2 separate regions of the Homo sapiens genome follow, and region 2 is linked to region 1. Evidence: chromatin contacts called from ENCODE Hi-C data. All regions are on one chromosome and are shown on one strand. The core of a region is the stretch at or near the end of the contact, and the rest is flanking DNA. Distances in the headings are between cores, read along the strand shown.

Region 1 (4,301 bases), core at 1,802-4,301:
GCGGCAGGAAATCCGAAGGGCCCCACAGGTCTGCGGGAGGGAGGATTTATTTTACAGCAAGGAACAGATTCAGACAGATCGGGGATTTCAGTGGGAGGGGACGAGAGGTTTCAGGACGCTGGAATGTGGCAAAAACAAAACACTCCCCACCCATGCACATCACCATCTCCTGACTGCGGGCTGGGGGGAAGGGAGTTCAGGGCCAATGTGTCCCAGACTTCAGCGTTCCCCACGGCTGTGTCAGGGCTGGGGTGGCTTATCCCCCTACAGACGAAAATCAAGATTTAAAAGCATACTCTTACTGTGGTTTCTCTATCAAAGCCCATCAACGTGATACACAGGCTGCGGCGCTGGAGGGAAGCGGCGAAACGGGGAGAATAAACGCAACAGAAGCAAACTGCTGTCTGCAGAGGCGAGAGGCGAAGGAACGGAAGCCATACCCGACCCCAGCCCCATCCCGTCCCCATCAGCGCCGGGCTAGCGCAGGAAACCAGGAATAGGTGTAGGTAAGGGTGGCAGCCCGGCAGAGCCAGCGTTCTACTCCCTCTAACCCCTCGCCAGCGTGGGCCTGGATGGCTGGGCTGCCTGGGCATCTCCAAGGGGGACCAGGCACCGCGGGCAGGTTTCTAAACACGTGAAGGGCACAGGGCTTGAAAGACAAGGAGGGGCGCCCAGGAAGGGCGGAAAAGAGGGGCTTTGGGGCTCCCCAGGACACCAAGTCAGTTTCTGAAAACGGCGTTCCCTGGAAGGCCTTCCAACACCTCCGAGGGAAGACTTGGAGCTCTGAAGACCCAATGAAACCTCAGTTCTGACTGACTCCTCCTCTGCGATCAATTCCGGATGCCCCCACTTAGTCCCTGCCTCGGTAACCGGTTCTTTGGGGACAGCAGCATCAGCACCCGACGCCCATCGCACAAGTGGGCGCCGTGGTGCGAGGCGTATCCTAGCTACCCAGGCCGGGGTGGGGGCGCCCCGGTACTTACACTCCCCAAGCAGGCAAACTTTCAGGCTTGTCTTTCGAGAACCGGGAGCTCGCATCACAGTTCCGGGTAATCACCGAGGCAGCTTATGTAATTGCCCGCGATGCCGCTCAGCAGATCTCTCTCCTTACTCGGCCTCAGAGCTCAGTACATGGGCACCCTCTTCCCCCCACCCCCCACCCCGGCGATTGGAATCCCGAGCTTGCCCCACCACCGCCTTCTACAAAGCAGCGGGGTGATCTCGTGTGCTACAAACACCAAGCCAGTATGCAGGTTCAGGCAAAACTCTGGCTGCCTCCCTGCGCCCCTTTCACTGCGTCGATGGTTTACAGATAACTGCATTTCTATAAACCCTCTCTCCACGGTTAGGGGGTGGGAGGGAGTTAGAGATCGGGTGGGGGCTTGGCGCGGTACTGTTGAGGGCTCTGCACCCAACTGAGCAGTAATACACTCATCCACATGGACGCGGGTGCATAAATCGCCTTAACATTTTGCCCTGAAAGCGGAGCCAATTTCCAAAGTTAAGGACCACGCAGCTGAATTTCCAGTACTTTCCAACCTCGCCTAGGCGGGGGCAGGCAGAGAAGGGGCGGGCAGCGGGCAGCTAACTCGCCCGACCCCCCCGCCAAGAAGGACTCACTAGGTGAACCCCCCGCCCTTCACCCAAGTAGTTGGTTGTGTATTCCTCGGTTGCGTGTGTGTGTCCACACACACACACACACACACACACACACGCCGCCCCACTACCTTCCAGTCTGCTCCTCCAATGTAACGACCGCATTTAAAAATGGCAATTAAAATGACTGAGGAGCTCGGTGATCACATTTCAACCCAGAGCACATTTCCCGAAGCTGGGGGTGAGAGTAGTCATACAGTCACACTCACACCCGGGAGCCCTCCAAGCGTCCATCTGGCGGCTGCAGCCTCAGTTGGCTCCTAGACGAACATCAATACCGCGGCCGGGCGCCCGGTGAGGAGAGGCGGGCGCCCCGCGGGTTGCAGAGGGCGAGGAGCTGGGGTCGCATCTCCAGGATCTGAGCTCCAACCACCGCCCGTGCGGGGCTGCTGCAGCCGGCACTTGCCCCGCAGGGCAGGCTGCAGCCGCTGAAGCCCGGCGCCGCCTCGCGGGCTCCTCCAGCGCCCGACGGGGGCCTGGGGCGAGCTAGTCTGCAGAGGGGCTGCAGGCGACCGGGCCGGGGCGGGGAACGGGATCCGGGAGAGGCAGACGAACCTGGGGCGCGCCGCCTCCCTCCCACCCGCTTCCCACCTCCCTGCCCTCCCCCAACCCTTGCTCCCAGGCTCCAGTCCGCGGCGGGCTCCGGGGGCTGCGGCGGCTCCAGGCTCCAGAACAGCTTGCCTCTTCGGCCACCCGCGCCCTAGCCTCCCTCCTCCTGGGCCAGGGGAGCAAGCAAACATCTCCCGGAGCCCTCGGCAGCCGCGTGAGCTACCCGAACCCTGCCCGGGCCAGCAGTGCAGAGGGCGATGGAGCTGGCGAGGCGTCGCCGCGGTCCCCAAGGCGCTTTTCCGTAGAGCGGATCACGCCGCCTTACCGTGGCTGCAGGCTGCTACCGCCGGGGAAGCGGCGAGGACGGCGGCAGGGAGGCAAGGCGCCGCGCCGGTGGCTCCTCTCTCTCTCGGCGGCGCGGCTCCTCTGCTCCGCGAGCCGTAGCGGGGCGCCCAGGAAGGAGCAGGTCCGGGCTCTGCGCTCAGCTCCAGCGAGACCAACAATAGCTCCCGCGGGGAGCGGAGCCCCAGCGAGCCTCCAGCCGCGCGCGCACGACCGGCTCCCGCTCCCGGCCGCTCCCGGCCGGCGTCCCTGCCAGCACTGCTGCCCCACATGAAACAGCTGCAATCCCGAGGCTTCTGGGGGGTTGGGGCGGGTGTGTGCGCGCGCGTGTGTGAGTGTGTGTGTGTGTGTGTGTGTTTAATAGCTTCCCTTCTCTTCTTCCCCTCCCTGCCTGCTCGCCTGCCTGCCTCCGTCCCCCACCCTCGCTCTCTTACACACAGAAAGAGAGGGCGAGCGAGAGAGAGACACACACACACACGCACACGCACACGCAGGTTACATGAATGGGAGGCGGTAGCCAATCCTACGAGGCCGGCGAGCCGCGCGGCGCACTGGCGCTGGGAGCAGGGCCGCACTCCGGCGCGGGGGGGCGCCACGCAGGTGATGGGCGCCTCTCCGGGGGCCACGCGCGGCCGCTCCCTCACCCCAGTCTCGGTTCCTCTGTCTCCTTCCCCCTTCCTCTCCGCCGCCTTCTCCATCTTCTCTCCTTTTACCTCCTTTGCTTTCTCGAGTTCTCCGAGCTCTCTCAGTTCGGTATCTTTCTGGTCTCTTTCTTCTTTTACCCTCCTTGCTTGCTTTCTCTTCCCCTTTCTGAAACTTTCTCTTTTCCTTTCTGGACTTTCTTGTACTTCCTCTCCTCTTGCCTTTTGTTCTTTCCTCCTCCTTTGGCTTTCTCTCCAGGCTCCCCGTAGCACGGTCTCGTCCCCTCTCCCTCCTCTTCGCCTTTCCCTGGGTCTCTCTGGCGCCCAGGGCCTCCCTTCTGCCTGCTCGCTGGATGTTACTCCACACCCCCCACCCCAACACTTTTCTAGGGACGGTCTCTTTCAAGTTGCTACTGCAGCACAATCAGAGTAATTAAGAGCTGAGATCTTGAGTTCCTTCTTCAGGCATGCAAGATGCCCAAAGAAAGGCCCTCCTTCCTCGGACAACTTCCCCAAAACCATGGTAACAGCTACTGAGTCGTGATAACAATCACTTAAAAAATAGCAGTGATTGCGGTCCAAGAGATTTCTGTCCCTCGAATGTTTGGATCGTGATGGCAAGCACATTTCCAAGAGAAGGGCATTTTTATGTGATGAGAGCGGTAGTTTGACTGAGTGGCAACTTGGAAGGGCTTTGGGGAAGAGACTGGAGGAATTCCCACTCCAGCCCTGCTGCCTGCTGGCTAAAGGACTTAGTGCGAGCCATTTCCCCTTACCCGGCTTCAGTTTTCTCATCTATAAAATGGATGATACCGACTTCACCAGTTTTGGTGAGGATTAAAAGAGAGAACAATGGAAAGAAAGCACTGGGTGTATATGAGATGCTTAATTTATGTTAGTTTCCTTCTTTAAGACAACTTCCTTCATGATCTTCTGCTACAGTGTGTCTCTCTGATCTAAAGTAGTCAATGAAGGAGGAAATGTGACAATGCTAATTTCACATAAATGTGAAAGGAGGGGTAGGCTATTTTGAAAACTCTTCTGTGTGGTGAGGAGACTGTCTAGCCAGTTGCCATATGCTGATTATAAAGGCATCACAGATTATAAACGTGG
Region 2 (4,301 bases), core at 539-3,038, 270 kb before region 1:
TTGAGACAAGGTCTTGCTCCGTTACTTAGGCTGCAGTGCAGTGATGTGATCATAGCGCATTATAAATTTGAATTCCTGGACTTAAGGGATCCTTTCACCTCAGCTTTCTGAGTAGCTGGGACTACAGGCACGTGCCACCACACCTGACTAATTTTTATTTATTTTTTGTAGAGACAGGGTCTTACTACGTTTCCCAGGCTGGTCTGAAACCCCTGGCTCAAATGATCCTCCAGCCTCGGCCTCCCAAAATGCTGGGATCACAGGCATGAGTCAATGCACCTAGTCAGCACTGTTAATAATTACACTGGATCAGCAGATGTAAACCAGGGCTGTCCTAGGCAAACGGGGGCATGATCAGCCCACTACAGCCTCCTAAAGAGACTGGGTGACCAGGGACACCGTTATTCATTCACTTATCCATTTATTCAACCAATCCCCCAAACCAGCCCCTTCTACTTTACCCCTATCCATTCAGTTACTCAAATAAAAACATAGGTCATTCTCAATTCTTTGCTTTCCCTCACAGACCATGTTCCTCCCCAACTCCAATCCATCAGCAAATCCTGCTAACCCTATCTGCAAGTTATATCCCACGTGGCCTTCTCCTTTGTGTCCTTCTCTGATTTCATCCCTGACTTAGGCATCATCAATTCTTGCTTAGACAACAGCAGGAGTGTTCTAATTCATCTTTTCTGTTCCTTTTTTTTTTTTTTTTGAGTCAGGGTCTCTATCTGTCACCCAGGCTGGAGTGTTGTGGTGTGATCTTGGCTCACTGCAACCTCTGCCTCAACCTTCAGAGTAGCTGGGATTACAAGTGTGCACCACCACGCCCAGCTAAATTTTTTGTATTTTTAGTAGAGACGGAGTTTCTCCGTGTTGGCCAGGCTGGTCTGCAACTCCTGACCTCAACTGATTCGCCTGCCTCGGCCTCCCAAAGTGCTGGGATTACAGGCGTGAGCCACCGTGCCTGGCCCTCGTCTCTCCATTTTCATACTTGTCCTTCTTATAATCCATTATTCAAGAAGCAATCAGAGTAATTTTTCCAAAATGTAAATCTCATCATATCTTTTCCTTGCTCAGAATTTTCTAGCAGCTCTCTACTGTACCAAGAATCAAAAACTAAACTTATTTTGGCCCTAACTTTGTTCAATAAGTATTTGTTAAATAAATGAACACACAGTCGACATGTATTTATTGAGTACATTTTATCGACCAGGCTCAGTCAAGGCACATTTTTAGCTTCTGTCACACTTATGTCACCGTTGGAAGGAAAACTTCATCTTTATTCCTGATAGTTATTTCCATGGGAAGGGAGCCCCATTAGTGTTCTTGTGAGCCATCTTGCCCCTTTGGTCACAGGTAGTGGTATGAGTTACATGAATGGTAAACTGAGGAAGAATATGGTTATTCTCGGTTGAGTCTCAATTTTCTTCTTCTTGGCAGTTGGCAACTTTTTTTTATGTTCCTCCAGGAGCTGGCTTATCCTCTGCCTCATCCAACGTGGCCTATCACCAGGTGGGTCAGTCTGCCTAATTCTGGGTCCAATTATCAAGCCTATTTAGCTGTTACACTAAGCTAAATTATTCATTATCAATAATAAACATGGTATTTTAGCTTTCATCTGCTATCTTCCATTTATTTCTCAACACGCTTAGGACTTAGGTAGAGAAGGGTTGCTACTTATTGGGCTGCCTCAAAGACCTCAGATACCCTTGCAAAACAGGAGAAGCCAGTTGCATAAAGCCTGGTGCAGAGCTGCTGGCAACCCAAGGGTATAGCAATCTGGGACTCGAGAAGTGAAAGCTGTAATAGTGCAGTTGCCGCCTGAGCAAGGATCATGTGGGACTCACAGTGAAAACTGAAGTACAAATTTAGCAGCCGCATTTAGCCCAGAAGAATGTCTTCAGGAATGAATCACGAAGGGAATGTTGTCATTTGTGCAAAGAGACAGAGGGTTATAAGGGAAAAGGTGGCTAGAGAGTCTCATTTATGTTTATGAAAACAGATGGCCTTTTTGAAAAACAGAAAGCCAAAACAAAAGCATCATTTATTCCAGGAGTTTAGAGATTTTTCTATTGACATCACATAAAAAACCCATCTCTTAAGCTTTTTAACCCCCTGGGGAATTCATAAATAGCACTTCTTAAAATAAAAGCAAAATGAGTTTTCATAAAGATGTAAGTTACATAAGACTACCTTGGTCTCCCCGCCCCCACAGCTTATCCTCCCTTTGTCTGTTCTTTGCCCGGGTGCTTCTAAAAACCAACACTCTGCTGGGAGGGGTTTGCAAGAGGTGGCAAAGGTGAAACGTTGTACATGATGCTCTCGGGGGAGAGATGTACTGACTCATACCTCCCTATGTCTCAGATACCCCTACAGCAAGTGAAAGACTGGGCTGGAATTTTGATTTTGTTTCCTCACTATCTTTAATTTTTTTTTCTTCAACCCATTCTTCCCTTTGTCTTCAGACTGATTTAAAATGAAAAAATCGATGCCTGTGCTTACAGCTACAGCTGTGCCTAGTGCATGTCTTTCATCGGCTCTTCCAGATCCACTGCTCTCCTTTTCCAGCCTGTTCTGTGCCCTGCAAGGCTGCTCTTTAACCACTGGGTCAACTGGGCTCTCTCTGGCTTGCAGCTGGGTTCAGCCAATGGGAGACTCTGGCAGGAGGTGTGAGGAGGTTGGGAGAAGAATGAGGTTAGGGTTTCTATTCTCCAGATGACCTCCCTGCTGGGAAATTGCTGTGTTGCTATGTAGGAAGGCACGACTCCTTTGGGCAGCCTTTTGCTACAGCTATCATATTGCTACACCTCTCTCTAAGTTGCAGGAACTTCTCCTTCACCTTGCTCATCAGGTCTAGGAGTGACAGCTCCCAGCTGTTGTTAGCCTCAGGGTACTTTGCCAACCTTAGTGGTTGTCCTTAATCCTGCTCATACTTTTAAAATAATCCCTTCACTACACTCTCCTCAGCTACCCCATATGACAATGCCACTGTTTCTTGCCAGGATCCTAAGTAATATACTATCTATCTCTATATCAATATCTCTATCTATACATCTGTCTTTATTTGACTTCAAATAGAGCTCTATTTCTTTCTTTGCTGTCCCCATCAGACTTCTTGAACAAATACCCTAGAAAGTTTGAGTTCAGCAGGGCATATTGGACCGTCAAACCTGGTGTTAACTAGTACAGGTTTTTTAGAGGTTAATTTGCCAAAGTATAGCAAAAACCTGTAAAAATGTCCAATGCCTATAGCTGAGAAATTATAATAATTCTAAAAAATATCCCAAGCAAGCCATGGATTTATATAAAATTTTTTCCACGGGTGATAGTAAAAACATTTAATGACTGGTATGGGCACTCACTAGTTGAAGTGGGGCAGGTTGTATTAATATGTCAATGCCAACTGAATATCAGTGCTGGGTACTCATTGTAGTATTGAATAGAAGAATAAATAAAAGGAGGAAACAATCTAAATGTCTAACAGCTAGAGAAATGGGAATAAACTCTGGCATTCCACAGGACGCAATACAATGCAGCCTTACAAAATAAGCCTAAGAGATGAATATTTAATGACATGGAAAGGTAGACTATATGTTGTTAAATGAAAAAGAAGATCACAAAATTTAATGTGGAATGCAGTCCTATTTTTAGAAATTAAAGGCAAACTTGTGTGTATATTTACAGAGCTCAACGGTATTTATTTTAGTGTGGTATGGTAATAGCTACTTTTAAAATTTTCTTCCATTCTCATATCTATAGTTTCTAAATTTTCAAGAAAAAATAAGTATAATTTACTGATGAGGAAATATCACAATAAAATATATTTGTAAAAATAGTCAGGCTGGGTGTGGTGGCTGCAATCCCAGCATTTTGGGAGGCCAAGGCAGGAAGATCACTTGAGCCCAGGAGTTTGAGACCAGCCTGGGCAACACAAGGAGACCATGTCTCTGCAAAAAATTAAAAAATTTGCTGGGTGGCACTAATGGTGGCACACACCTGTGGTCCCAGCTACTCGGGAGGAAGAGGTGGGAGGATCACCTGAGCCCAGGAGGTCGAGGCTGCGGTGAGCCGTGATCACACCACTGCACTCCAGCCTGGGTGACAGAGGAAGACCCTGCCTCAAAATAAATAAATAAATAAATCACCCAACCAAGTTTTAGAGATGTGCTACTCAGATGTTCATAAAATATTTGTTGGGAATCTCTGATTACAAACTGTTTACTCAATGTACTGCCCATAGGGTCAGTCATTCAACTGATGACTTCTGGTCTCATTAAAGGTGGTTGCATTTCCAAACA

The links. A loop is a pair of places that touch in the nucleus more often than their neighbours do. Pooled maps may share reads with other maps.
Region 2: a loop to region 1 is called in a map of ascending aorta, with 1.9 times the contacts of the local background. The contact joins the enhancer-like site here to the promoter of TENM4 in region 1. A Hi-C loop is called at or near these places in 3 of 168 maps with a recorded cell type or tissue (ascending aorta, chondrocyte and ovary) and 2 of 50 pooled maps.

Annotation. Positions count from the first base shown.
Region 1 is chr11:79,437,979-79,442,279 of GRCh38, forward strand. It overlaps TENM4 (teneurin transmembrane protein 4), which reads right to left and starts at 3,052. Exons shown (of 34, transcript NM_001098816.3): 1 at 2,531-3,052. RefSeq lists silencers at 2,641-2,750, 3,011-3,180.
Region 2 is chr11:79,171,968-79,176,268 of GRCh38, forward strand. The region is part of intron 3 of TENM4 (teneurin transmembrane protein 4); the gene reads right to left. Among named protein-coding and RNA genes, the nearest start is that of TENM4-AS1, 81 kb to the left of the region's middle. Within about 2 kb of position 1,789, at least 4 of the 41 ENCODE cell types and tissues checked have a DNase peak (open chromatin) inside an H3K27ac peak, as active enhancers do; they include ascending aorta, where a contact is called at or near this core.